Regions from separate parts of the Homo sapiens genome. Here region 2 is linked to region 1. A link is a loop called in an ENCODE intact Hi-C map of the cell type or tissue named here. Cell type or tissue: heart right ventricle. All regions are shown on one strand. Each heading gives the region's core, and the rest is flanking DNA. Links, peaks and the distances in the headings are about the cores only. Region 1 has its middle 37 kb from the start of GPR135. Region 2 overlaps DAAM1 (dishevelled associated activator of morphogenesis 1).

Region 1 (15,508 bases), core at 4,360-12,359:
TCTCCCTTCCATTCTGTCTGTTTCTCCTTCATGCATTTTCAGTTCCTGTTACTTGCATATTTGTTTATAATTGTTATATCTTCCTTATGGATTGACCCTTTTATCATTGTTCAGCATTTTTGAATGTCTGAGAAATGAATCAAGTGAGGATACAGCAGATAACCTACAGAATTCTGCATCTGCTGAGCCAGATTTTCTGGTAATTTTTTTGAAAATTTCCCAGTAATTTTGTTGAAATTGCATTCAGAGCAACAGATGGGAGTGCAAGAAAGATTGATCGTTATACTAGTTAGGAAGCTTTCAGCTGTAAGAAATGGAAACCCCAACTCTAACTAGCCTAAACAATAAAGCTGACTTATCAGTACACCCAACTGCAGAGTCAAATTGCTTTTGCAACCAGAGTTCCTCATTTGAACCACAGAACATAAAAGTAATTTGAGTAACTTTTCTCAGTTCACCCAAGGATAGGACATACTTAGTACCATTCCAGTTGCATAGGACAGAAGCTACATTATTGCATGCAATGTATATCTTAGGGCTTATTTCTTCTATTGAACTTTGAGAAAGACTGGTCCCATAGTAGTGTAAGCTTCAGATTTATTTTGATCAAGGACCCTGTTTCAATGTGAGTGTGGTGTTTTTGTTTACTTATGTTTTGTGTAAATTCTGGTCTCTCTCATGTGTAGAGTTTATCTTCAAACTGGTTTTCCTCTGGATTAATAGGTGGGTGAGATAGCAGCCAGGGGAAGGAGGTAGCTTTTCCCCTCAAAGCCATGGAAAAAATGTCCTGAATCCTGCTTTGATGGTCAGCATTAAGTCATATGTCCATCCCTAATCAATCTTTGTGGCATATTGAGTTCAAAGCAACCTGGGGGCACCCCTGGAGTTGGGAGTGAAGTCAACCCCACCCAATGCAACCTATACAAAAGGAGAGATTGAAATTGATGTTGGGGAGATACTACAATGTCTTCTAAATTTATCTCCATATTTAAGGCCTAAAATTTTAGGAGCTAGTTTCATGTTTGTGACAAATGCTGGTAGCTGCCTTAGTGGCATTCTATTTCAATGGTAACAAGAAAGTTAACAACTCATGTTATGAAGAAATAGGATAATTCCTAGCGTAGTAACCCAAATAAAGTTAATTATCTTAATTATCTTAATAATCAGAAGATACAATAGCAGATTTATCTACTGCCATTTGCTGTGAAGCCCTTTGTACCACCAACGCTGCTCTGTTGTATCTTTAAAGAGCCTAGTGACTGCAGATCCCCTTCTGCCACAGTTATCATGTGACACTAAGTCATTGGCAGGCAGGGGAGTTCTTTTGAATTCTGGTTGTTTTTAGTTTAGTGCAAATTCGTAAGTCCAGATGAATTTTATCCCAGGGTGATGAACAAATATGGAGATGCTTTCAGAACTGCTATATATAATCTTCAAAACTGTTGGGGGGTAGTTGATGTTAGGAAAATGGAGACACCTCCTCATCCAGATTTTCAAAAGGTCAAATCCTATAAGATGATATCATGTCCTAGAAAAATTCAAGAGCTCATTTTAAACAGATGGTGGAAGAACATTAGAAAAGAAGTTATCGCTAGGAGTCAAAAAAGTAGTTCAGTAATTGTAAGACAGGCCAAATTATCCTCATTATTGATTTGTTGCATCTGGGGAATGCCATACCTATAATGTACCATGACTAGCATGGTTGGAAGTCCTCCAGCGCAGCCTTCTGAAGAGGCTGGAGAGATGCTGGCTCTTTATTGAACTGTGAGGTGGAGTCACAGCTGGCTGAACCAACACAATAACCTAAGTATCTATGTGGCAGGATATCTCTTTTAGAGTATCACAGCGTTTAATCCTTACATTTTTTTCTATAAAACATTTTTTATGATTACTTGGAAAAAGATACAAAAGAACATAATTTGGTGTAATTATTTCAATGAAGCTAATGAGATTTCCTGCCACACAGATGAATACAGAGCATTACCTTCATAACTGTTATAACCTGTTGTGGCAGATGACATCTGGAGTATTTGTCCTGGTCTGAGCAATACATTATAAAATTGGTTTAGAAAAATTTGCAGCAGAGATTAGTATGGCTAGATCTGCCTGGAAAATGACCTGTGAAGGAAAGTTAAGAAAAAAATGTATGTTTAACTTGGGAAAAAAAAAATTTTGGAAGCAGGGCCTGTGATACAGTTTGGATATTTGTCCCTGCCCAAATCTCATGTTGAATTGTAATCCCCAATGCTGGAAGCGGGCCTGGTGGGAGATGTTTGGATCATGGGGGCAGATTCCTTATGGTTTGGTGCTGTCTTCACCATCGTGAGTGAGATCTGATGATTTAAAAGTGTGTGGCACCTCCCCCGGCCCTTGCTCCTATTCTTGCCATGTGATGTGACTGCTCCCCCTTTGCCTTTCATCATGATTGGAAACTTCCTGAGGTTTCCCCAGAAGCAGATGCCACTATGCTTCCAGTTGACAGCTTGCAAAGCCGTGAGCCAATAAATCTCATTTCTTATAAATTACCCAGTCTCGGGTATTTCTTTACAGCAATGCAAGAACGGTCTGACATAGCCTTATACTATCTTCACGTGTTAAAAGAGGACGGGATTGGGCCGGGCGTGGTGGCTCACACTCTTAATCCCAACAGTTTGGGAGGCCAAGGTGGGCAGATCACCTGAGGTTGGGAGTTCACAACCAGCCTGACCAACATGGTGAAACCCCGTCTCTACTAAAAAATACAAAATTAGCCGGACATGGTGGTGCATGCCTGTAATCCCAGCTACTCGGATGGCTGAGGCAGAAGAATCGCTTGAACCTGGGAGGCAGAGGTTGCAGTGAGCCAAGATGGCACCATTGCACTCACTCCAGGCTGGGGCAACAAGAGCGAAACTCCATCTTAAAAAAAAAAAAAAAAAAAACCCAGGATTTTTTTTTTTTTTTAATTTACAGATGAACGATGAGTTGATGTCAGATTAAGGTCAGAGTTTTATTCTATATAAATTAACTGTCTAATGAATAGGTTGAACAGGGAGGGTATAGATTCCCATTCTCTAGGGATATTCAAGTAGATGCTGTAGAAGGATTCTGTAGGGCTGAGTTAGATGACCTCAGAGAGATACTCTGATGTGCTGTGGTTTGTAAACATGTGTGGCATATTTTAAAAGCATATTGTAATTATATTTTAAGCCATACGTATGTAATCTTGGCAAGAACATTGTTTCTTCTCGAGTCATTCACATGCTAATAGGCACTCTCTGAAACACAGTCCTATGCCAGTTGGAGCCTGTGGGATGTGGCATATACTGGGACAAGAGAAGGTTCCAAAGCTCTTATATTAGGTGAATACCAACTCTATCTGGATTTGTCATTCTAAAAGCCATCAGGAAACCATGTTGCTGACTCCTAAGGATTATACGTCTTTTCTTTTCTTTTCTTTTTTTGAGACGGAGTCTTGCTCTTTCGCCCAGGCTGGAGTGCAGTGGCGCGATCTCGGCTCACTGCAAGCTCCGCCTCCCGGGTTCACGCCATTCTCCTGCCTCAGCCTTCCGAGTAGCTGGGACTATAGGCGCCCGCCACCACGCCCGGCTAATTTTTTGTATTTTTAGAAGAGACAGGTTTCACTGTGTTAGCCGGGATGGTCTCGATCTCCTGACCTCGTGATCCGCCCGCCTCGGCCTCCCAAACTGCTGGGATTATAGGCGTGAGCCACTCCACTCCGGGCCATACGTCTTTTCTAAATGCTCCCAAACCACTGTTTAACAACATCCTAAAGACTTTCTAGGCCATGAGAGGTATCATGTTCTGGAATTCGCCTTTTTGAAAATCAGTGTCTTCACTGTTCTCACACGTCTACTATAAATAAGGGGAGTAATTTAATTCCTATTATATGTATGTGTATGTATATGTACATATATGTGTATTTTTATATGTGTGTATATGTATCTATAGGTATATATATTTATGTATAGCAGTAATTACCTGTTTAATGAATGAATGGTGATGATTTAAATGTAAAGGGAATGATGCCAGAGGTTATGAAAAAAAGCTGCCTTCAAAATATGAAATAGAGAAAGAATAGAGAAATGCATGCCAAGCTCTAAATAATTTATTGTAATTTACTTGGTTCTTGGTTTTCTAAAATGGAAATAAAGAGATAATATTGAGCTTAACTCTTACTGAGACTATGACAAACGATAGACGTGCTTAATACATTTTCTTTTTTTGGGGGGCGGGGGGGGACAGAGTCAAGACTGTCACCTAGCCTGGAGTGCAGTAGCGTGATCTCAGCTCACTGCAGCCTCTGCCTCCCATGTTGAAAGGATCCTCCTGCCTCAGCCTCTTGAGTAGCTACAGGCCACCGTGCCTGGCTAATTTTCATATTTTTATTAGTGATGGGGTTTCACCATGTTGGCCAGGCTGGTCTTGAACTCCTGGCTTCAAGTGATCTGCCCATCTTGGCCTCCCAAAGTGCTGGGATTGCAGATGTGAGTCACTGCACCTGACCTAAAAATAATTTCTAATATGAGCTTTTTTACTGGCAGAGTACAAAAAAGTTAATTATTAGAGATTATACAATGTCTCGCTACGCGAGTTGACTGATTTTTTTGTTTTTGTTTTGTTTGGTAAGCTTTCAAGTGCACAGTCTACATAGAGTTTATAAGAAGTAAATCTTGCTTTCAAATTAGTATTTCAATAAAATTAGACACAAGAAAGAGTAAGCTATTGCTTCATCATATTTTCCCCTCTTTATTTTCTTCTCCTTCAATTAATTTCTTGTTGCTATTGTAACAAATTACCACAAATGCAGTGATTTAAGACAACACATATTTATTCTTCTCTTAAACTTTGGAAGTCAGAAATCAGAAATGAATCTTATAGGGCTAAAATCAAGGTGTCAGCAGGGCTGATTCCTTCTGATGGCTTCAGAGGGAATATTCCTTGCCTCACCCAGCTTCCAGTGGCTGCCAGTTTCCTTGGCTATGGCCATATCATTCCAATATCTGCTTTCCTTAACAAATTCTCTTCTCCTCTCTCTGAACTCCTCCCTCCTTTTTGTAAGGAACCTTACAATTACATCAGGCCCACCTGCATAATACAGGCTAATCTCTCATCTCAAGATCCTTAACTTAGTCACATCTGCAAAGTTCCTTTTACCATGCAAGGTGACATATTCACATGTTCTGAGGATTAAGACATGGACCTCTTTGGAGGACTACCACTCGGCCTACCACAATATAGAACACGTATTTTTAAAATAACATATCCTAAATCACTTTTTGAAGTGAGGTAGGTACATGCCATGATCCAACCAACCAATCATTTCTCATTGATATCTCCTTCTTGCTTCCTCTGCTTTATCACTTAAATGCCTATCTAGTTCAGAGGAGGTATGAACTTAAAAAAAAACAAAACAAAACAGTAGGTTCATTTCCAGCACTGAATACTTCATTGATTCATGATATTAACTCAAGTAAGTGCTTTTTACTGGATTAGAAGGAGGGAAGTTGAACTTCACCTGTAACCTGACATTTGTCTGAAGGGCACACTGCCATCACTAGAGTGATGCATGAATCAGTCTGAACAGGGTGAAACAAGTGACATCCAAGTTACAGTTGAACACAGGATTTCGAGAGATCATCTTTTTAGGATTAAAATATTATTATAGATTTTTTATTCTGAAAAAGTTTTTGATTCCCATGCAGTTGTAAGAAATAATACAGAGACGCCATGTACTTTTATTTTATTTTATTTATTTATTTTTTTTGAGATGGAGTCTCACTCTGCCGCCCAGGCTGGAGTGCAGTGGCACAATCTTGGCTCACTGCAAGCCCGCCTCCTGGGTTCAGGCCATTCTCCTGCCTCAGCCCCCTGAGTAGCTGGGACTACAGGCGCCCACCACCATGCCCGGCTAATTTTTTGTATTTTTAGTAGAGATGGGGTTTCACCATGTTAGCCAGGATGGTCTCGATCTCCTGACCTCGTAATCTGCCCGCCTCGGCCTCCCAAAGTGCTGGGATTACAGGCGTGAGCCACCGCGCCCGGCCAATCTCATGTACTTTTAACCCAGTTTTACCAATAGCAACGTCTTGCAAAACTATGGTACACTATTACATCCAGAATATTGATGTAGATACAGACAAAATACAGGTCGTTTCATCACCAACACAATCCTTCATGCCCTTTAAAGCCATTTCCACTTCCCTCCCACATTCTTAACCCTTAGAAAACATGAATCTTTTGTCCATTTCTATAATTTTGACATTTTAAGAATGTTATATAAATGGAATCATACAGTATGCAACATTTTGGTATCAGCTTTATTCACATGGTATAATCCTCTGGAGATTCACCCAGGTTTGATGTGTTAATAATTGGCTTCTTTGTATAGCTGAGTGGTATTCTATCATATAGATGTATTGCAGTTTAACCTATTCATCTGTTGAAAGACATCTAGGTTATTTCCATTTGGGGGTTATTACAAATAGAGCTCATATGAACTCTAGCGTACAGGTTTTTGTGTGAACATAAGTTGTCACTTCTCTGGGATTAATGCCCAGGAGTGCAATTGTTTGGTTGCATAGTTACGTGTTTAGCTTTTTAAGCAACTGCCAAACTGCTTTCCAGAGTGGCTATACCATTTTACATTCCCACCAGTAGTGCACGAGTGACATAGTTTCTCCCTATCTTTGCCAGTATTTGTATCATCACCCTTTTTTATTTTAGCTATTCTGATAGGTGTGCAGTGATATCTCATTGCGGTTTTCATCTGAATTTCCCTAGTGGCTAATGATGGTGAACATCTTTGTGTGTGTTCATTTTCTTATGTAAACTGCTGTCTCCAGAGCACCTTTTGTGTTGCTATGAGGTGCACATGACAGCCAAGAGGGCTCGGCTTAAGGCCTGTAATTTCTGCTTCAACCAAAGCTGCTCCATTTATACCTATTTTACATATAGGGCTTCTGAGCAATTTCGTTTAAACAGAGTGTTCTTTGTTTTGTTTTTGGGTTTTTTTTTTTTTTTTTTTTTTGAGACGGAGTCTCGCTCTGTCGCCCAGGCTGGAGTGCAGTGGCACGATCTCGGCTCACTGCAAGCTCCGCCTCCCAGGTTCACGCCATTCTCCTGCCTCAGCCTCCCGAGTAGCTGGGACTACAGGCGCCTGCCACCATGCCCGGCTAATTTTTTTGTATTTTTAGTAGAGACGGGGTTTCACCATGTTAGCCAGGATGGTCTCGATTTCCTGACCTCGTGATTCGCCCGCCTCGGCCTCCCAAAGTGCTGGGATTACAGGTGTGAGCCACTGCGCTCGGCCCTTTTTTGGGTTTTTTTTAAAGGTATGAAGTCAATGTACTTCATTTAGTTTGTAGGAAATTACTTGGCTTCCCAAAATCCTAGATGAAAACTATATTCAGAAGTAGAAATAAATACACTCAAATATATTTATATAAAATATATTCGAAAGCCAACTATTTAAGCTTATATGTTTTTCTTTATTTCTTTACAGTGAATAACTACAAGCTGACTCTAATTTTAAAAAATAAAAATTTTATCTCTCACCAATTTTAAAATGGCTCAAACATCTCTCATTAATAGTTTGTGATAGCTTCCTTTCATGCAGGACCAGCACTCTGATTATCCTTCTACATGCCAGGCAGGGGGAGCTGCAGTGTGGAAGAATAAAAAGTAAAGACACAACTTGGTTATAAGACTTTTGTTATAAAAGTAATATACTTGTGACATGTAACAATGATGATGAACATGTGCAAAATGCTTGCATACAATCTGGTTTTGTGATTCTACAGATTCAGTATTAGAACATAAACCATTTCCAGGGAACATGAGTCACCCTGCAGTCCTATATTCCTTTGAAGGCAACTTCCCCTAGAGACATTAGTATTTTAGCTCCCTCCCACCCCCACGCCTATGCTCAGGTCCTCTTGCTTTTTTTCCTTAAGGAGAGGTATTTTTTGAGCAAGGCTAAAAAACTTGTCATGCTTTTTAAAAAGCCATCCCTACTACATTTTTCTTAGTCATTTTCACAGCCTAGCAGTAGGAGTGTCAGACTCTCAGTGTTCTCAGAGGGGGACACAGGAGGACATCATATAGCTTGACTGTTGCTAACTTGCCAGTAACTCATTCTGACTCAGTGAGGCCATCTGAGGTGACAGTCTGCTGTGGGACCAAAGCCAGAGAACCAAAAGACAGAGGTCACTCCATCCCAGCTCCCAGGGAGCAGCCTGACCTCCCCAGCTGCTTCATGGTCCAACCAGGGCTCCCGGCTGCCCATCCACGTGCATATAAGTGACTCTCCGGAGGAACACAGATTGGCCACAGTGGAACATTTTTCTCCCATGTTATCATCCATCCTGATTCTTCGGCTGGGGAAATCTGTGAAAAGTCAAGGATAGGTCTGGTGAAAAGAAAATTAAAACAAAATACACGCCTGCGCCTTCATTCTGTCCACGTGCCTTCCCTGGGCATTGCTCTCCCCACAGCTATATTTAAGGGCTTCATACATGGCGGTCAGAAGCTCTCTGGAGAAGTTCCCAACTATTGGCTTATACATGGTTTTCCTTTTCTCTGTGTGTGGTAGAAGAAATCCGTGGGGGGTAATCTCTTTTGGAATCATATGTTTCATGTTCCCATTGGACCTTGGGTTCAAAAGCATAAATAAACATTTAGAAGGAGTGTTTGCCTCAAGGTAGGACCGAGGCCTGCTGGCTGAGTGCACCCTGGGGAAGAGCTTGGGCTGCCTGACCTCACGCTTCATTGGATTTCCCTCTCTAGGCACAGCCAGGAGCACAGCAAAACTGGAAGGGAGAAACAGGGTGCTGGCCAATTTCATCTTTCCCATGAAAAAGTTAATGACATTCCCACTAAATGCGCTTTAACACCAGTCAGAGGATAATAGGGCTGGCAAAGCATTCGCTCTTTTTCCTAAAGAGAGTGGAAGACCCTAGTATCTTAAAAAACAAAAATGCAAGACTTGAGCCCATCCCCAAATAATTATAGACTCAAGTCAATGATAGTGTCCATCTGGTCCTGGCCCTTCTGAGATAAATGTGGCTGAGGGTTTTAGCAGAACAGCAGTGTTGTGATAAAGCAGTGCACTATCAATTTGTGCCCTGGTTTTAATAATCTACATGTACCAGTAGCCAGAGAATTATGTGAGACACTTTGAAAAGAATGATCAAAAACTGGAATTGGGCTTTTGCATATCTCTCATTTAATCTTCATAACCACCTATCAGAAGGTATTATTATAAGCCCTGGTTTACATATGCAGGGATTGAGGGTGGCATGGCTAAATAACTTTCCCGAGGTCACACGTACAGCAATATGAAGTGCTGGAAATTGAACACAGTGTCTGGCTTCAGAACTCTCACTCCTAACCACTCAGGAATAGCCCCAAGAAGCCCAACATGAAGGGGTGTGGGGGCTCAAGGGAGAGACCCTGACAGACCAGGGGCGGGCATGAGGGCTGAGACAGAGAAAATACCCCTAGGAGTTAAAACTTGTGTTCAATCTTGAAGGGTGGAAAAAAGTTAGAAAGGGGAAGAAGGGTCAGAAGTGAGAAATAGGAAGATCAACCCAGAAAAGGCAAGGGGATGTACAAACATGCAGAGGCCATGAAGAACATGGCAAGGCTGAAGAAAGCTAGGTAGTGCGGTATGCTCAGATGATTGAATTTGGATTGAAATGAGGAAAGAGGGTGGGGACAGAAGTAGAGGCTAGAATTAAAGCTGGACAACTTTCTAAGTCATACCAAAGAGAAAGGAATTTTGAAGATTGGGAGAAGCCCGTAAAGGATTTTAGGCAGGGAGCAGGGTGACAAGATTTGCATTTAAGGAAGATCATTCTGCTTGTATAGGGGATCACTGTCAGGAAATTAGAGCCCAGAGTATGGCAGCAGAGTAAAATGTGAGACAGCAAGACCAGTTAGTAGACGATGTTTTAATCTGGTAGGAAATGACAGGGGGTAGAGACTAAGAGAGTAGAAATGGGACTGAAGAGGAGGGAACTGATTTGAGAGATATTAAGGGAAGTGAAAGGGCTCTAATGATTGATTCAATTTGAGCGCAAAAGGCCAGAGGTGTACTGATGAAATAACATTTATGCATTTCATAAAGACATAACGGTGGTACTCATTCACATGGAGAGAGCAGGGTGGAAGAAGAGGACAGGCTGGGAAAGAGAAAGGTAATGAGAGCAATTTAGAACATAATGAGTCTGAAGTAACCATAGGGCATGCAAAGAAATATTCCAACAGGAGGCTGGTTAAAAAAGCCTGGAGTTCAAGAGAGAAACTTGGGCTAGGGAAACAGATTGTTGAATCCTCCAGTGGTTTTATTTATTTATTTATTTATTTATTTATTTTTATTTATCTTTGAGACGGAGTCTCGCTCTGTTGCCCAGGCTGGAGTGAAATGGCACAATCTCGGCTCACTGCAACATCCACCTCCCAGGTTCAAGTGATTCTCCTGCCTTAGCCTCTTGAGTAGCTGGGATTACACACCCGGCTAATATTTGTATTTTTAGTAGAGACAGGGTTTCACCATGTTGGCCAGGCTAGTCTCGAACTCCTGACATCAAATGATCCACCCGCCTCGGCCTCCCAAAGTGCTGGGATTACAGGCATGAGCCACCGTGCCCGGCCCCTTCCAGTGATATTTGAGGCTGTGGAGTTGTGCCCATTTTTATATTTTCTTCCAAATGTGCTCTCCATACATGCTTTCTGATGCTGGAGCTAGGACTCTGCAAACCTCATTTCTGCTTGACCGTTTGGCTTTTTCTTAGGCTCTGCTAATAGAGGGAAGCTGCAGGGCTGGAGGGAGGACAGGATGTGAGTCTCCCTGCAACCTCACTGCTTCCCTCCAGCAGTTGCAGATCATTCCAGTAACAGCTGTTGGGGCCAGTGTGTAGTTTTTTTTTTAACACTTGCAAAACCGGCTTCCTCTTACCCCCGCTTAGAGACACTAGCAGTGACCAACTATGTCCCCTCTTCCAAGGTCTGGGTCCCTCACTAGGCAGTCTCTTTTCTACATTCTGGTTTTAGTAATTCCAGCTTCTTCCTTTGTCCTTTCAGCCCTAGAGGTGGAGTTGCTTCCTGCAGGTGCTACTTTTGCCATGTCTTAGAGTTTTCTTTTCACTCTTTGGGTTACTTAGTTAACAACTTTATACATAGTTAACAATTCTTCATGTTAATTTATCTCAGTTAACATAACTGGTGTGGTTCCATCTCCTGACTGAATCCTGACTGTTACAGGGTAAATATGGGGATATCAAAGAAAAGTATAGAGAGTAATAAAAGAAGAGAGCTTCAAAAACAGCCTGGGACCACCTACATTTAAGGACCGTCAGCCCAAGATGTGGACCAGGGAGGTGGCAGGAAATCCAAGAGGGTCTGTGTCTGCTAAGGGAAAGAATCAATCAAGGAGAGATAGAACATTAATACCAGAGAGATAATAGTTAATGGAACAAGATTCCTGAGGGAAGTGGTAGGAGTAGCCTTGTCCCCTGGAATGAAAGGAAAGGAAAAAAAGGAATGAAGGTGGGTGAGGAGTAGATTAGCTTGTGAGCGGGGAAGTTGTCAGTTGAGAATAGGGATGAAGGGAGGTGGTTGGGTCTGAGGGAGGTGGAGCCTTTGAAGAGGATGGAAGAGAAGGCTGCCAAGGGCATCCCATGGGACAGCTCTAGGGCAAGGGGAGGGGAGAAGTCCGAGAACGTGAACTTTAAGTGGCTCCAATCCATGTAACCATGTGTGTTTTTTCTTTGTTTGTTTGTTTGTTTGATTAGGACATAGCAGCCCTTTGTGGGATGTTGAAAAGTCAGACAATGGGATTAATCTAGGGAAGGAGTCTGCTCCAAAGAGACCTAGGTCTCAGCAGGAAAGGGATGAACATGGGGGACCCTCGGCCTAGGTTGTCTAAAATATGAAGTGATGGGGGGTGACAGAAAAGAAAAACCCCACACAACTCTATGTGTGCTCATGAGAGTTTGTGTAGAGGTCAACTCTCTTCTTTAACTAAAGCCATAAAAGGAAAAGTTTTCAAATGTGCTCTGGCTAGAGGGAAGAAAATTCCCTACAGAGACTGGACACTAGTTGTAATCTTCTCAATAAAACCATCATAGTTCATCCTTAGGTCCAACCTAATTTACAAATTACTCTTGTCAAATGGCTTATAAATCAGTATATTTTAATTTCTTATTTATTCTAGGTAAGGAACCTCATTGGAGAGGCAGTATGATAAAAGAGCTCAGAAAACTTTAGCGCTCCTCAAATCTGAAGAATCAGGGATATTGCTGTAATGATGTAGGTCTTACTTGAATGCTATTTTACTACTTCAAATTTTGTTAGGGCTGAGATCAAGTCTGATAAGCACCTTAACTTAGGCAAATAATTATGGTAATAAAAGATTATGCCACAGTGCGCAGGCTTCCAAACTTTTCCAACTATTTTCTTGTAAATACATTTGTACAGGGGTAGTTTTCCCCTAGGACAGACCATAATTTAAAAAACTTGTATTCACTGCAGTCCTATAAATTACTGTTTCCCCTTAATGTTGGAAAGTAGTGATTTATTTTAGCAAAACTGCAGACCTCACTAAGGCATGCTTTATGTGTATGTACTTCCCTAGGGCAAGTGAGACCTTTTCAGCATATTTGGGGAAAGCATGAAAACTATTAAATTAATTTACATGGACATTCTTAAGTTTACTCTGATTTATCATATATTTTGCACAAAATGGCTGTTATATTTGCATTATCCATGAATAACTAAAATATACAATTTTTAATAATTTCTACATTTCTAGAATGGAGCTTTATTATTGCTAAGCACTTTCAATTTTTTATGTTTGCAATTTTGCTTATGAAATAATATTCTGTAATAATATATAGAGAGCTGGGCACAGTGCCTGGTGACTGTAATTCTAACAACTCAGGAGGCTGAGGCAGGAGGATCTCTTGAGTCCAGGAGTTCGAGGATGCAGTGAGTCATGATCATGACACTGCATTCCAGTCTGGGAAACACAGCAAGACCCCACTTCCAAAAAAACAAAGTTATATCAAAGTACTTAAAAAGTACTAATAACAATGACCCGCTCACTGACATGAAATTGATTTTTAACCCTTCTCTTGTCACAGATTCATCTAAGAAGAGTATAGGAAAAATAGTCACACTGAAATAGGAATTGATTTCTTTAATTCAATCATAGAAGCATTTGAAAATAAAATGTATCCAGAAAAACACATGGCATGATGAATTTAGCATAAATGCTGAAGTGCTAAATGGTTTAAGAAAAAAATAAAAGATCCAATGCCATGAAGTGCAGCTTCCCCACTAGCTGTAGTCTGAGGATTGATGCTCGCGAACTACGGGGTAAATGTCTGCAAGAATTGTCACAAATCCGGCAGAAGTTACTTAGTAGAAAAAACACAGGAGTCAGGCAAATCAAGATTCAGCTTCTAGCTCAGCCACTTGCTCGCATTTGACCTTAGTTAACTTTTCTTAGTCCTTGTCTGAAAATTGGAGATAAAGTAACAAAGTCTTACAGCCCTTGTGGGAAATCGCTGGGATTACAAGTGTCAGGTACTGGCACCTGGAAAGCCTGGTGCCAGCGCCTGACACTTGTAACCTCCTTCCCTTATGGTGACCTCCTTCCCTTATGGTCCCTGACTTCTGGGCCTCAGGTTCTGACCTCCCAAATAACCATCTGGGGAGATATCAGAAAAATCTTGCTAGCACTTAGGGGCCAGTGCTACTAACCATCCTTTGACTGGTTAAAAACTTTAAAATGTGGAACTATTTATACTTTAAAAGACCAGATGCTAAATGTGTGATGGGAGAAAAGGAGTTTATTCCCGAAGTTGTTTCTATCAAAGAAAAGGACAGTAGATGGCACCATTGATTCCCATGCCAATGCCTTGCCATCGAAGCCCCCAGGGATCATTACTTAATTTGGATAAATGGCTGAACGTACAGACTCAAAAAGCAGTTGACATAATCAAGAACATTGGAATGACCAGCAAGTTACTTGAAGCATTCAAGAGCAAATGTTCTTGTCAAAAAAGCTTGGCTTCATGACTCCTTTGCCATCACATCCTACCCAAGGGACTAGCAGTGTGATTAATCCATTTGACTGGTTATGAGAACCATCCAAAAATCACAGTGGTACTGTTGGTTCAGGAAAGGGCTCCCTGTGGCCTTCTCCAAAGCAGCTGTTCATTCCTCTGCTTCTCATCAGCTTGAATCTCTGCAGTACTTGACAGTTTATGAAGGGCTTTCCTCTTGGTAACCTCTTCAGACACGCAGGACTGGTCTCATGCACATCTCAGTTCCTGGTTCTCTTCCTCTTTACAGCAGTCTCAATGCTCCTGTAAGGATCTGTGTCACCCACCCCTCGCTTCCACCAATAGTTCTTGGCGGGTGACTCCAGAGTTTCTAGCCAGGACCCTTCTTCCGTGCTCTATTGTCCTTTCTGTCCACCAGACATCTTCACACACATGCCTCACAGGTACCCCAAATTCTTCAGAGCCAAAGTATTATCTCATTATCTTTCCTCTTAGCTCATTCTTCCTGGCTAATGACATTATTACTCTCCCAGCTATGCAGGCTCAAAAGTTTGCCTTCTCTTTTGCCTCCAAAATGTAAGCAGTCACTATATCCGCATCACCCACCTTTATAAAGCCTTTTGAAGTGACTCCTCATTTTAATTTCTATACTTCCTGTCTTATCTCAGGTCCTCATTACCTTTCCCTAGGACTAATTACATGGCCTTCTGAAGACTCATCCAATTTTATCCCATTCTATATGCTCCTGTCCAGCGGAACTCTAATGAGGTCGCTTTCTTACTCTAAAATCTCTGTAATTCCTTACTGCTTACGGTGGAATTTCCAACTTCTCATCCCACACAAGGTTCTCTGCAATATGGGTCCAACCTACTTTCTACTCTCTTACATCTACCTAGAATTCCAACCAATTATCTTGAAACTAACTTTTATTGAGCATTTACTATGTCTTAAACACTGTAATGAACATTTAAAATATATTATTGTTTAATCCTCACAGCATATGATGGCATTATTTTACCCATTTAAAAATGAGGAAACAGCTACTTGGTGAATTCAGGTAAATTACAGGTAAGAATTCAGATAAGTATTATGGCTAGTAAGCAGTATTGAGGGAAGTGAAATCTGAACTACCCATATAGACACTTTGCTTTGCTTATCTGCCTTTATTCATGTTATTTTCTTTCAGTTTCCAGTGTTCTCTCCACATACATTTATATATCAAAATCTTACTTATCTGCCAACACTCATGTCAAATGCCACTTTTTCCTTGAGGTCTCTCTTCATGTCTCCAACTGATGGTGCTTTGTCCTTCATCTGAGTAGCCACGCGCTAATGCGTGCCTGGCATTAGTGATTGGTGAGTTAGTCTAGTCTCATCCTCATCACTGGATCGTGGTCTTTGTAAGGAAAGTAACCATGTTTGCGTGATATTTTTAC
Region 2 (15,508 bases), core at 5,145-13,144, 98 kb after region 1:
CTGATGGACAATGGGAAGGGGCAGTTTGAGGCATGAGTTCAGTTACCTGAACTAACAATAAAAGGCTACTTGCATATTCTGTTGCTGTATAGAAATCTGTAAGCTATGATGGCCAGTTATAATTTCAGGTGGAACAGACCAAAAATATGTATAATATACTGTTAGAGTGAACTGAGCATCAGGAGTATTGGTAATAATAAAAAGTTCAAGGCTAACTTGATAAATAGCAAGTTTGATTTCATTAGCAGTGAGAATCAATTAAAAACGTTACAGTGTTTTAAAAATGTAAGAAAACTGATTAAGTAGCTCTTTCTTTTGCAAAGTTGTATCTACATTTTACACAAAGATAAAGAATCTTAGCTGAATTATTCATTCAACTTACCTACAGAGTTTCCTCATTTGATGAGGGGGCTGAATTAAAGTAGTACCTCTAAAGTCTGTTTAAGTTCTAAAAATTCTACGTACTTTCCTACTAAGCCTCGTGAATTTATGGAGAACATCTAACATTATCAGTTCTACAAACTACAAAATCTTGGATCAGACTGCTGTTTTTAACATGAGTCTGTACTACTGTTTAAATTTTTGCAGCTTAAAAAGAAAATGAATTTGTAGTGACGTGACTGCAATCTGGCTTGCTCAGACACTAAGCATATCAAGCATCTAAATTCAACTGCAGCCTATGCAATCTATAAAAAGTACTTGATAACTATCAGAAGACAATAGTCCAAGTCTTATATACACCATCAAGCCTTTTTCATATATTTCCCACTCAGGAATTAGGAGGAAAAAAACAATTATATAAATTATTGTACCAATAACGGTAGCATTAAAAAAAAAGTAAAGAAACCAAAGAACTCTAGAACTGTGTAACAGTTTAGAAAACAAAGGCAATATGGAATTTATACTGTGAGGCACTAGGTGATCAAATGTCAACTGTCTCATGCTAAAATTTCAGGCGAACCTCTAGATACTCATTTAAGAGTTGAAATCCAAAGTGGAGTTACCTAGGCATTAGATTACACTATGTAAAAAAACAAAAACAAAAACAAAACCCTGGATAACGAAGAGATTTCAAGCTTACAGTGAGCCAAGGAGTTATATTAAGCAAGCTTTAGGTAGTAGCTCACTTACCTGCTTGGAGTTACTGTTCACAAAGAAATCCTACAGCCATGGCAGAGGCATGGAAAAGGCAAATCAGATATATGCAGTTCAGAAGTCACAGCAACAAATGGGGGAAAGTCAAAGCAGTCAAGGAAACAAGTGATGTAGGGTAAGAGATGATTTATGCCCCTGGGATCATCAATGAGAGTTGATGAAGATGAGAAAATTTGGCTGAATACCATGAAGAGCACAATACTAAGCATTCAGGGTAGAGAAAGACGATGACATTTGCTGTACCCAATTTTCAATGGTGGAAAATCAAATTCAGAAAAGACAGGGCTTAAAACACCTGAGAAAGACCCAAGCTGGGAAAGGAATAAATCCTCTTTGAAATGACCACTGGCTCCATTTATTCAACATGATGATTTTACTTGAAGCAGGAGAAAATCAATCCCATCAACTTGAGGAAACTATTCCTACTGTTAATAGGAAAACCAAAAATACATAAATAAATAAACTTTTTTTGATGAAAATAATCTCCTGTCATCTTGTGTTATAAGGAAGGATTGAGAAAAGACAGGTTGAACAACTCAAGTCAGTAATATTAACCCTCAGCACCCCTATAAAGTGCAAATAATGCCTGTAGGTGCTACAGGTAGGTATGAGGAAAAAGAACATGCAATTAAGAGAAAATCAGTGATACGTGTGTTGTGCAGCCATTCGTGGCCCTGTCCTAACTGCCCCAGGACTGTTCAAGCATACAAGGTCAACAGTCTCTTCTGGAAATAGTTTTTAGAAAAGACTTGGAATGAAAAAGGGAACGAGGAAGAGGTAACTGACATGCTGTGAGAAAGTTACAGCATACGTTGCATATTTTTGCAATGCTGAAATGAATAAGGCTTTGGTGTGCAAAACACGCCCCAGTTTTCGGGCCAACAGCTTGCACAACCAGCATTTGCTCAGCAGATTCCTTAAGGTCTCACTGGTCTCAGCAGCACTGCCAAGGCCAATTTTACACAGATGAGCTGTTTCACACAATTCCTCTAGTGAGAAACAGAATGTGTCCTCCCCTTGCTCTAGCCATACAAGGGGGGACTGCTTTTCTAGAATGGCATTTAAAAAACAATGGATACTCCTCTGATATCCCAGTTTTCTTTTGTCTCTGTTATAACTGCCAAGTTGTCTACTCTGAAGCTCCTTAGGACTCTTCCTGTAAAAGCAGTTTCCTTTCAAGGGCAAAAAAGACTATGGCGAAGTGAACTCCATGAAGTCATCTTAACCTATTTTTTTTCTCTTAAAGAGAGAGTTGCTAGTTGAACTTAGAGATTCTGCTCTTACTGTCTGACCCTCAAAGAAGAAACTTTTTTGAAGTTCACTGGCAACTCATCCTATTTTATGAGTTCCCAGTGGCAGGAAATTAAGACTTCTGACCTCTAGTGTAGAGGCCTGTGGAATCAGGCAACTGTTATTTACCGGGTGTGTGGCTTGGGGCTCAGTCTATCTGTCTGTAAAATGTGGTTAATTAACAACTGATTGGTGTGAAGATTAAACATGACAATCACGTAATGCGTTGTGTATAGTACCTGACACATAGGTATCTGACACATATGTATGAGCTCAGTACTTGGAAGCTACAGTAATACAATTATTTCATCTTTCAACCTGATGATCAAGTCCACTTATTCCCCTTTGGCTCTGCTTTCAGTTGAGCTGAAAAAACAGCTGGTCAAGATCTCCAATTTGTGACCACCATCAGCAATAAGTGTAATAGTTAATAACTATGTAATACATTTTCTTTCTAGAGGTGAGGATGAAGAATGCCAAGCAAGAGTTTCTTCAATTATTACCCTAAAGATTCCACTTCTTTTAAAAGTCCTTTACTTGGCACATTAGAAATAAAATCATAAAGCTTATGAGTTTCATTCAAAGGGGCATGTTAGAAATAATGATGCTTCCAGGCCTATTTCAAGTAGGTTAACATTCTTTTTGAAAGCTTATTCACTGAAAAATCAGAGAGAAGTAACAAAAGATACTTCTAATTGGCTTGGGTCAAATGTGGTAGAATCACTTATATTTGGCTTCACCTAACAGGATGTCTGGTTTTTCCAGGCAATTTCTGGCATAAAGCTTAGGGCTTGGAGTATAAATAGGAAGTTGGGACTTGCATTTTCAGGAAGCAGTGCTGATAGTGCTATAGATTGAATTCCACAATGGGATAATGACTCAACACTTCACAGATAATCATAACTTTTACATGAATGGTTTTTAATCTTTTTGAGACTTTTGTAAATCTGGTAAAAATTATGAATCTCTATCCAGGAAAATTCAAACACTATATTTATATAAAACCCCACATCTGATTAACTCTTATCATGAAGCTCAGTTACAGAACTTACATTTGGTCTTAAGAAAAAAAAAAAACAACACCACTATTTATATTTCTCTCTTCTGTTTTCATGTGCCATGGCTAAGGATCAAGCCTACTGAAATAAATATCTTAAATCATAACATTTTTCAATGTGAAAATTATACCTATAGAATAAAAATTGTAAAGAGAATAAAAAAGGAAAATTCTTTGATAATTTATAAAAAATCAGAAGGTATCATTGAATGCTCTAAATGGAGCCCCCAAAATGTCTTGTGTATTACATATAAGCAGGAGAGGTTGGATTCTGGAGCCTGAGACCACCGTTATTCTTTGTTCCTAACCCAGAGTAGAGGCTTTGAGAAGTTTTACAATGTGATGACAATAGGATCCTTAAGGAAGGGCTGTCCTCAAGCAAAGATCAGGGGGAAGGAAGAGATAGTGAACTGTGAATTTGTTGCTACAGAGATATGACTCCCTTTAGGTAAATGTAGTGCCTTTAGCTCATTTCCCCTCTATTCAATTGTATGGATAGAGAGAAATGAATTTATAGCATCTAGGGATGAAAATTTCCCATAAAACGGAGATGAATATTGTTTAATTGTATCTGAAAAGTACTGCTATGCAATGTGCTACCATTTAAATCAGTCTTTTGTGGCTGACCTGGAAATCATGTATAATGTAGTTTCAATGAGAAAAAGAGGACCTGAGATTCAAGACATTGACTTTCAAATGAACTTTTGGAATGTGAGTGGAGAAATAACTGCCTGCTATTAGATCCCATTTCATGTGGCACATAAGCTTACATAATCAGCTCTGCACACCTTTGATATTTACACTGAAAAAAAATTCTGAATAGGAGTAGTCTTGTTCTTAAAGCTGGAGTGAAAGAAAATCCTATACAAAGTCTGACATTTATAATGAGTAAAAACCATGGGGAAGAGCAAAGTGAAATTGGGAATTATGTCCCTTTGGAGTTACTAAATACACACCAAGCCATGTTTTTATTATCTATAAAATATGAATATCTACTCATAGAGTTGGGGGTGAGCATTAAGGAAGAAAATAAGTATAAGAGCTCCATTGAGAACTAAATCTTAAGGTTGATGAGATTGGGAACTGTGCATATCATACTTGGCATCAGGAATGTAATGGATGCTTAATATTATCATCTTGTAGTCCATATTATAGTTATTTACAGCTTTTTCTCATCTCTGCTTTTATACTGTAAGTTACACTGTGGGCCTGTGCAAAAATTTAACACATTTTCATCCTTTGAAGTACTTTGTATACAAAGCAGACAATATAAGTTCTCATTTTAATGATTCCTCACATCAACTGGATATATTTTATGCAGATATGTGTAAGCATATATGTGTGTGCATATACACTTATGTTTGTATATATCCCCTAAGTGTCATTTCTCAGTATTCATCTAAATTATACTAATCCGACACTACTGAGATTTTTCCAAAATCTTACTCTGTGCAGGGTTCCTGTTGCATGCATACAGGTAATGGTATTCATGCCATTACCTTTGTAATGTTCCTTTGCCTCTCTGAGAATTGTATCTAGCCAAACAACTGGCTGAAGTCCAGAGAGTTTGAACAGGGTGTCATGACTCTGGAGGGAGGAAAAAGGAGACATCATGGAAAAAAATAGATCCCGAGTATTCATTTGCGAGTAGAAAAGAGAGCAGTTCAAGTGAATTATATAATGCACTGCCAAGACTGAAATGAAAATGCATAGGTCTTGAGTATTTCCATTGGTCATGAGATAAGGGGACATTTAATGACAGGCAACCCATTTTCTTTACTGTGTCCTATATATTCCAACTAAAGTGTCCACATCTTTGGATTTTCTATCAGAATTCAGTAATTTCAATAAAATGGCTCAAATTATCCTTATTTAGAAAATATATTTACAGTTAAAAAATTCTCATTTCAAATTCTTGCACCAAAAGAGAAAACCTACTTGAATTACTCAAGCTGATCAGGTATGCTGAAATGTTTCTCCAGGAAGTGCTATTGAAAATATGGTCACAACTGATTCTACTTACTGGTCTACTTAGTGTTAAGTATAACTGAAATGTTCTGGACTCTCCTGACTGGAATGCATACTGATTACTTAAACAGTGTTGGTTGCTAGGAGACAATTACCCAATTGCTAGGCTTTCTGCAATCTTGTCTCCCAGAGCTCTTGAGAACTGTCCACATATTTGTCCCAGAGCATTTTGGCAGTATCCTTCTGCACCTTCTGCTGAAAGCCAGTTAATTATGAGTCTTGTAAACTTAGGTCTTTCAACCACCTGCCTTTATAATAAATGCAACCCACATGCTCAGACTTGAATAGCATCATTTGGAACAACTGCTGCTTTTCCTTCCTTTAATTTACTTCTCTACGTTCTCAAATCTTCATATTAGGCAACCAGCATGGAACAGTATCAGCGATCAAAACTGAAGTGGGAAAGCAATGGGACATGTAGCCAGGTTAGAAGATTATTTGAATTATCAGGAAATTTGCTAAAATGGATCAAGATTCCATGTCAAGGCCAAGGAGACACCTTCTCAGGACAGCAGACAGAGAAAGAGGCAGCATGTTGCAGCCAATCAGGAATGAGTCTGGTCACAGTCCCTGCCACGTGAGGACTCTAAAGACAACTTTTGTCCTTTGAAGGATAAATTGTTTTGCTTTCTATTGGCCAATGCCTTATCTTCATTGTGTTTTTTTCATCTTCCCTTATTTGGTGTGTATAGCATTGCCCAAGTTTGCCTTTCTACTTACAGTAGGGGTGGGCAGCTGAGGGCTCCTGTTTTAAGGGTTCATGTCACTATGGCAGGCAACCGCCTCTATTTTTGTATTTTATTAAAGTAGCATAAAAGGCATTGCAGAAAAGCTTTCCCTTTCTTAAGGAAAAATATTCATTTAAATATTGGCTTTTCCCCCCCATTTCAGATGTATCAAAGGCCATTTTGAAAAACAAAACAAAATGAAACAAGAAACCCTTAGTTTTTGTTTCTCCCCCTAGCCTGAGTCCATCTACTCTTTTGGTGCTCAGTATTTCTTTTCTGATACACTCTTTCTTGGGGACTAAGCCAAGGAAACCAACTAGGAAGTCTGCTGCTTGTTTAAGGATGCTCCACCCATGATTCATCTGGGAGTTAAGGGCCTCTCAGTAAAGCCCAAGGAAAGCCCCGTAAGAGGCCCAGCATTCGTGTGTTCCTGTTTAGGATGAACTCTGCTCTCTCCATCATTCCACCTCTTCAGTCATACTTAAGAATCTTTCTTCTCACACTACTGGACTCAAGTTTTCTCTTCTCAAGGCTTTGATTATTTGGGATCCTACTCCACCTTTTCTTTTTTCTTCTGAAACTCTCCAGACCTGGCCACCTTGCTGTGTTCTCTTCTGGTCTAACTTTAAGAGGCTGTATCACGATGCCCTCTTGAAGAACAAGAGGTACCACACAGATGTGACTGGGGCTCACATAGTGATGCCTTGTCAATGTGGAGTGCCAGCAGGCACCAAATCACATGTTTTTGCTACTATTACAAAAGCTTTGCTCACTTTTCAGTAGCGTCTCTGGTCCTATTTGCACCATTACCATCTCCCCACTTGCTCGGTCTTTACAACCCCACTTCTGTTCATGACATATAGTAAAAACTCCTAAGTTCCATCTACTGGCCAAATTATAGTCATTTAAAAACCTCCATACTTCTAAAAATTCCATCCATTTCACAAAGAATTCTGCTTCAAATGGTAACCATTTGATATGTATTTTTAAAAAATTCAGATGAACCAAAATAGCTTTAGATACAAACATTGTGGGGTGACAATTTAAGTTACTTAACTCTTCTACTTTCTCCTGGTGAACCATTTTGACTAAATACAAGTGACAGCATACAAAACTCTTTACACCAATAGAGACAAGGTCTTAGACATATACCAGATATGAAACTCCCTAACAAGGAGCTTATATATCTTCGACTGTTCACATACAACTAACAGGCACTTGGACGGAGACACGGACATGCACAGGGTAGATCCAACAGCCTAGAATTCATATGCCGGTCACATCACGGCCATGGCTGATGGGCCAGAGATCATGCATAAGACATGATTTTTCTACCTTTTTGGTGTCTGGAGGGCATATGCTGTTACCTGCTGTCTTTGATAGGCAGAGAAGGTTCTTTCCAGGTCTTCAAGATCTAGAATTTTGAAGACTTTTGTATCATCAATTTCGGTCCATACTGTTCCTTCCAGTTTGTTCTAGAAACATCAATGTAATAAGTGCTATAGTTTACAGTTATACATAAAAAGAACAGGGATGGTTATTTAAAAAGTGCTTCTATCCCAAATTTTTCAGTCTACCAGACACTCAAAGTGACGGGTTTCAAACAATGTGTCATTTATTTCAGAAGCTTTATCACTTAAATATCTGAGCTAGTGAGAACTCTTGGTCCACATTAGAAAATGAAATCATTTAACAGCCAGGGCTGTTTTCCCTTTCAGTGATAACACAATGAGCTGCTAATGCTATCCATTAAAGGGAAAACTGGAACAAATGGCTCACCTCGGGCAGTTTAGACCAGTTGAAGGATTTCAGGGCATTTGTGGGCTGAGGAATGCTTTTCTTCTTCAGTGCTAGGCCCATTGGAGCACCAGGAGGTGGCATGATTGCCCCTAAGGGAGGAGGCCCTGGGGGAGGAGGAGGGCCACCTGGAGGGAGGGGAGGCGGTGGAGGGGGAAGCATCCCACCTGGTAGAGGTGGGGGTGGTGGGGGAGGAAGGAGAGATCCAGGCACAGAGGAAGGAAAGGGCCCTCCTGGTGCTCCAGGCGAGGGTCCACCTGGGATTGAAGCACAGACGGCCCTCTGAAAAGATAAAAATAGGAAAAGAAAGATCAATGGAAGAAGTAAATTCATTGAATGATTTAAGAGTCTGTAACTTGGCCTAAAATGTTTATTATAGAGAAATTCACCCTTCTGAGAATGTTTAAAGGATCGGTAAAGTCGAATGGACTCTTTTGGGCCTTTATGGACTCCAGTGCATCAACCTTTTGTACCTGACACTCAAGTACTTGTCTGGGATGCATTCATATCTCTCTCACTTCTTGCACCATCACAGACAGTCTGGTTTTCATGAAGTCAGTTTTCACTTTAAGAAGCTAATGCAATTTCCTTTGCTCTTAGATTTGTACAGTATTTAAAAATGCACCCCCAAACAGCCTCTGCTGCCTACATGATAGCAGAGGGAGTGAGTCTCCTAATTGTGATGAATCATGAGCCATTTCAGATTTTATTCCCCCAGTATGAAGTTCTCTACTTAAGGGTGAGGGGCTCTAGGGTCAGTGAGGCCTTGGCAGCTGCCCGTGAGCTGAGCGGAAGACCTCACCCTGCTGAGCTCATGGAGCTGTGCTGTGAGGTCCGCCACCTGCTGCTTGACTTGCTTATGCTCAGTAGTCTCCTTTTCAAGTTTCTCTTTCATTTTATTTAAGGTCTGCATCATCTCTTCCTTCTCTTGAGTCTTAGCATCACATTCTCGTTCTTTCTTTTCCAGTTTCTGTTGTAGCTCATTGTGCTCTACACGAGAAAACAATTGGACATGAAAACAGGAGAGTCTTCAAAGCTGAAGCATTTTCTCTAAAAGAAAATTGACTGAGGATGATGGCAGAGATTATGAGGATCTTTATTAGGTAAATATTATTCCTCTTCTCCATCAAAGGGAGCAACTCAAAGGCTAAATGATGTTTGTGCTTGGAGTGGGCTTCGGATGAACAATGTTATTATTAACTACGTAAGAGACTGAAGAAGAGAGCCTACACTCACAGTTCTAAACACAGAACAAAAGTTTGAGTGACTTCTTGTGGAGGAGAATGGTAACTGTTTGGTAGTTGATTCAGAATCTTGTCATTAAAATGGTCCTTTAGCAATACAAGGAAAAAAATAAATATTCAAATGGCCTCTTTTCACAAATTAGAAGTGAGACAAAGAGTAGTTCAGCTTTTATGAATTAGGTTTGCCAGCTCACATCCAACCAGCCGAAGGGCTGGAAGGGAGGGTCTCACCTGTGAGGAAGAGCTGCTGTCAGACCCAGGGTTTGTCCCCAGATGGAATCACTTCTCCCATCTCCCCTCAGAAGGCTACTTGAAGTATTTTATGCTTTCAGTAAACAATTATTAAGGCATATGAAAGCAAATGTTATCATCTCAGTATTAAATATCTTAAGGGGAGTGGGGTCAGTAGAACGCGAAAATCATGGTAACACAGGGGAGAAAAATATTGACTCTTAGCTGTAGTTTTACTGACTTCCTCAATCCTGCTATAATAAAACAGGGCATCCAATTCAGCATAATGCATATTCACATTGCCAATGAATACAAGCTTGCTGAAAGGAGTGATGAGTTTTGGAAAAGAGAACTAACAAAGTTTAGGCTGCGGATTTTTATTTCAAATACATGTCCCCAATTCCTATTCTTTTTATATCAATAAATCCACTAGAGGTATAACCCACTGGGGCCGAGCTATACTAATAGAGCTGGTCTCTATTTCTGAATTTGCTAACACATTTAAATTCTTGTTTTCTCTGTCTCTGACCTTCTCTCTCCTGAGTTCCCCCAAATTAGAGTTTACAGAGAGGAGTTCAAGCCACTAAAATCCCTGGATTTTGTCAGCAATCCACTTCTACCACTCTGTTGTTGCCTCCCTAACTTCTCCAGAAATACATCCAAAAATGACCTCTCTATATCCCATTTTCCTTCTTTTATCTCCATTTCATTCTTCTTTCACAATTTCAGGACTAGAAACTTGCCTTCCTCTCACTGGTCATTAGCTTTTGATGAAGCTGGCTGTGTCTCAGAATTACCTGAGAACTTTCAGCATTTCAAGACTCCCCAGACACTATTCCAAGAAGTCTATTTTGTAGGTCGACTACAGGGCTTAGATGATCCTGATGTATGCCAGGTTTGGGAAGCTCCAGCCTAAATGACTCTCTCCACAAATGGTATCTATTTACCATTCAGTCACTAAGCTTTTATTGAGCACTTCCTGGGTGTGCTGCCCTAAAGAGAATTCTCCCCAAATATTCTCTACATTTTAGGTCCACAGAACTTCTGTCTCCTTATCACTTCTACCCTTGGACTATTTTAACAAAATATGCCCTCTTGAATACAATTTTGCCACCTGAAGCTTCTAGAAAAAAACTAACATTTAACTATAATCTTTCCTCTTTTAGACTCTACCCATCATTTCACTTTAAAACACTAAAACAACCTGTTCCTCCCACTGACATTGGTGATTTTCTTTTGTACCATCTCAGCCACCTAAATCCTGCAACAGTGGCTATCATTTATTGTGCAACTAGTATGTGCCAGACACTATGCTAATGATCTTATATTTGTTTTGTCATTTAATCTTCACAACCACGCTGTGAGTCAGGATTAATCCTCAGGTTGCAAAGGTCGAGACTGGGGGAGAAGAGAGGAAATCACTTAGCCCATCCACACAGTGAGAAAGGGGGAGAGCTGAGACTCAGACCCAGAGCTCAGCACAGTGCCTGACACATACAGGCATTCAACAGGTATTCACTGAATGAACGAATGAATGAATGACTCGAAAGCTTACATCCTAAGTGCTCTCCTCAACCTGCACACTTGAGTCTCCATGCTCTAGAGTGTATTCCTAAAATATCCACTCATTGACTATTTTCTCTTTGGTTTAATCTCTTTACCCTGATTTTTAGTCAATGTTTCTATCATTTTTGTAGCAGTTTCTGAAATTTATTTTTTAAAATGCATGTGCAATGTCACTTATTTGGGAGCAATCTGAATACATATGAGGAACTCGTAACATAACAGTAGTTAGTTCACAATTGGTATTTTCTGATATCAGTTATGGCCCTGCTTTTCTGCTCAGTGGAAATGTGATGAGAGAAAAGGAAATGCTTAGGCATCTCTGGGACCTGCTTTTCAGCACATTAAATATTGGGGTGAATGCTATTGTATTTCATTGGCTGTGAGTGAATAACTTGGACAAGGAAAAGGAAGTCAGTTAACCAGTATGGTGAGAGCATGGTAGCTGGCAGTATGATTATTTCCACAAAGAGGCCAACTTCAATTTGTTAATATTTTAAAACAGGAAGGAAAATTACATACATTTCTCTGTATGGCTGGTACACTGATGGACATAAATGTCTCTCCTATCATTTGATACTAAGAGATAATATCAAAGACATATTCAAATACACACTAATAGCTGGCCAGCTAATGTTTCGTAACACATATCTCAGCAATGGTCACTGATTTTCTGAATGACTTCTCTTTTTATAACTGGTACCAAATCAAGGTCATGGACAGAATTGGGTTATTGAAACCAAGTAGGCCGGGCGCGGTGGCTCACGCCTGCAATCCCAGCACTTTGGGCAGCCAAGGCGGGTGGATCACGAGGTCAGGAGATTGAGACCATCCTGACTAACATAGTGAAACCCCATCTCTAATAAAAATACAAAAAATTAGCCGGATGTGATGGCGGGCGCCGGTAGTCCCAGCTACTCGGGAGGCTGAGGCAGGAGAATGACGTGAACTTAGGAGGTGGAACTTGCAGTGAGCCGAGATGGCGCCACTGATTCCAGCCTGGGTGACAGAGCAAGACTCCATCTCAAAAAAAAAAAAAAAAAAAAAAAAGAAACCAAGTGACCTGTTCTTCTCTTTTAAAATTTTGGATAATTCCTCAAGTCCCTTATTACATTTCTTAAAACCCAGTATGATTTAAAGAGCCATGACGGAGTAGGGGAAGGGTTTGAATTATTAGTAGTTAAGAAAATTTGATTTAAGGAATACTGAACAGCAAATGCTATAAGCTTTTCAAAACATTTACATGATTATAATAAAAGGATAAAATATTTGAGAATCAGTATGACAACTAAAATAGCTCAATTTAAGAAACTCAGTGCAAAATGCCCTTAAAAGATGGAAAAAGAAAGGCTGCCTGCACCAAGCTAACAAGAAACATCAATGTAAATTTCCAAAATATATGGAAATCAAGGTCACCCAATAACCAATAACACAGCCTCTTATCAGGGCCTCATTATTTACCTTTTCTCATTTTTTCCGCTTGTTCTTTCCACTGCTTAACTTCATTTTCATTAACCAACCTGTGTAAGAGTTCAAGGAGCATTTATTACAAAAAATATAAAAGGTCCACTGCTAACTGCATTCTCCCCAGGTACAAAAATAGTCTACTGCAGAGAAAATCCTCAGTGCATGCTTGAAACCCATTTAAGACCAGATGTTACTTAGCTATAGTGCATGTGTACAGTAACTCATATTTGACCCCTAGAACATTTCAGCTCTCCCAGCTGTTACTCTGAAGTAGGATAAAATAAATATCTTACATTGTCACCATTATCTCACAGCAGCAGAATAAGAAGAGACTTACATTCGTACGACATTCTTAATATTAAAGTTTTCCAAAGGTGTGGAGTCAGGGTCCTGTCCTTTGTCATTCTGGATAACTATCTGCTGTATAATTCTATCTAGTAGTAGCCAGTACTGAACAGTGTTGCCACTCCTCTTGTCTAAAAAAGAAAAGAATAGTGAAAAAAAATCTTCAAGTTGTTTCTAAGCTAGGATGAATATTTGTCAATGGTGGTCACCCTTTAAAGCCACCAAACCAGAGATGTTTATAACATCTGCACCAATGCTTCCCAAAGTTATGGAATTTTGACATGCAATGATCATTTATTTGATTGAGAGGTACCCTCTACCCCTTTCTGAACAGGTTGTAAGGCATATTTTTTATTTTTAAAATCAAAATTTTAATTTGTTTCATTTAAAAAATTTTGTAACACCCTTTAAGCCATGTAGACACACATACTTGGCTGTCATAAAACCAAGGCTTGGAATCCCTGGTGTGCACCCAATGTAATCAGCACTGTGCAGGAGCCAGAACCCATTAGGACAATGTCCAAACATTCAGAAGCACACATGTGAGTCACGAACACACTTACAAGGCATTTGGAGGCAGTGGTGCAGGATGGACATGAAATGCGGGTAAGCTTCACTATGTGTCAGCCTCTTCCTGGTCAGCTCAAACATCTGAGTTGCACTTTTTGTGTCTATGTGAACCTATTTCACAGGAAAAAGAAATCAAATCAAACATCTAAGTTCCTCAGTTTCCCCAGTGTAAAGTAAACTCAAAGCAAACAGAAGCTAATCCTGCCACTTAGGAAACAAAATAGAGCTTTGAGTTTGCTTTTAGGTTGCCCTAAAGTCCATGTGGACTCTACAACACACATTACAGACAGAAATAATGTGAACTGATGAATCAAACCAGAATAATTGTAAGCATACGTACCAGTTCAAATCTTTTGGCAAATTCTAGTTCATCTTCATTTCGGAGCATTTCAAAAAAGTCTAAATGCCTGAAAAATAATGAAAGAAAAGTTATTAAGTAGAACATCCTATAAACACAGGTGCATAAGACTGAGGACATTAATATCATGGTTTTTCCTGACTTTTCAGAGATATCTCAAAAAGGAACAATGTAACAAAATTTGAAAGCTTCAACTTTGTTCTTTCTAAGAAAAAAAGACATCACCTGAGCGAAACAGATCACAATATGAGAAAAATTTAAAAGTCTACGATGCCTAGCATACAGTAGGCAATTATTAAATTAAAACTAAATCTAAAAACAATCAAGTTCAGATTCCACTATGGATTCCCTTTATGGAAAAACATGCCCATATACCTACACTTAACTTCCAGCTGAATTAAAGATCACAAAAGAAATGATCATGCCATTCATTTATTCAGTCACATATGTATTGAGCTCCTACTATGTATTCTACACACCCAGGATACATTTTATGAAGACAAACACATCAGGGTAAAGGAAATAGAAAATGATGGCAGATGAGGTGAATAATGTACACACAGTGGTTAGAACAGGTCTCTCTCCAGGGAACTAGGGAACCAACAATTTGGACATCTGTGAAAGATCTTTTGAAGCTGAGGAAACAGCAAGCGCAAAGGCACTGATGCAAGAGTGTTCACAGAATATCAAGAAGAAGAGCATGTTGGAGTATATGAATATACAGGAGAGGAGAGCCGTGGTAGAGAAAAGCTCTGAAAGCAAGTTGGGATAGCTTAGACTCAGTGAAATGATAGCAAACGATGAAATGAACAGGTAGTGGAAATTAACATTCACAGAATGCCTATCAAAGGGGCTAAGTAATTCCATAGGTTTTATAGTCAATTTTTACATCATTCCTGGAAAATCACTGTCATTATCATCATCACCACCAGCACTATCTTTTGCAGTTATAAAAACAGCAAAATTCAGAAAAATTGAGTAACTTCACCAGGATACACAGGAATAAGAGGCAGGACTAGGATAGGATATGAATTCAGGTCTAATGCTAAAACCCACATTAAGTTCTCTACATAATGTGCTGCTTCCCTCATCAACAAAGTCTTACTATGAAAACATCATTAGCTGAACTAACATTCTGATACAAGCTCTTTATGTTACAGACAGGGCACAAGTAACCACAGGCCAGCACTTGATGAGGTATTGCATTACACAGATGGGAAACACAGAAACTTTCTCACATCATAATAGTCTGACTTACCTATCTAATGTTGAATTTTCGTGTTCCCTTAATTTATCTATTACAGGTTGAATTCCTAACATCAGAAATTCATAGCGAAGATGAAGTCTAAAGTCCAAACTCTCCTGAAAGTAAAATGGCAATAAAATACATATTTGTGGTTTTTAGACTACATAATAATCACTTTTTATAAATTATTATTTACTAATATATTTTTAATTTGTAGAAGGTTCTTACCACTCCTGCACCTTGGCTGAGCACTGCATTAATGAAGGACATGATGGCAGTCTTGAGACTCACTTCATCTCGATACCGCCCAGTGCTTTTATCCAAGTCGTTAATTAATGTCTATCAAAAATAGAAAAACAAAGGACTGAAACGTTACTAACCTTATGCTCATTTTATGAATTTTTTTATACTCAAAAGTTAACTTTTTTT

The links. Hi-C counts contacts between places; a loop is a spot of excess contacts. Peaks named below come from ENCODE experiments on the same cell type or tissue, not always from the same donor. Only the 100,000 strongest peaks of a DNase experiment are listed, where the experiment ranks them.
Region 2: a loop joins it to region 1, with 2.7 times the contacts of the local background. A loop is called at or near these places in 29 of 110 quality-filtered maps.

What each region holds. Positions count from the first base shown.
Region 1 is chr14:59,421,084-59,436,591 of GRCh38, reverse strand. No RefSeq gene overlaps it. Among named protein-coding and RNA genes, the nearest start is that of GPR135, 37 kb to the left of the region's middle. In heart right ventricle, for the core only: a CTCF peak has its summit at 7,652; DNase peaks (open chromatin) are centred at 8,241, 8,752, 10,803 and 11,682; H3K27ac peaks cover 5,994 bases.
Region 2 is chr14:59,324,038-59,339,545 of GRCh38, reverse strand. It overlaps DAAM1 (dishevelled associated activator of morphogenesis 1), which reads right to left. Exons shown (of 25, transcript NM_001270520.2): 7 at 15,308-15,418; 8 at 15,092-15,195; 9 at 13,816-13,882; 10 at 13,469-13,586; 11 at 12,898-13,036; 12 at 12,555-12,613; 13 at 8,858-9,045; 14 at 8,038-8,337; 15 at 7,626-7,733. Among named protein-coding and RNA genes, the nearest start is that of GPR135, 130 kb to the left of the region's middle. RefSeq lists enhancers at 7,720-8,528, 8,931-8,980. In heart right ventricle, for the core only: a CTCF peak has its summit at 9,353; a DNase peak (open chromatin) is centred at 6,097; H3K27ac peaks cover 4,463 bases.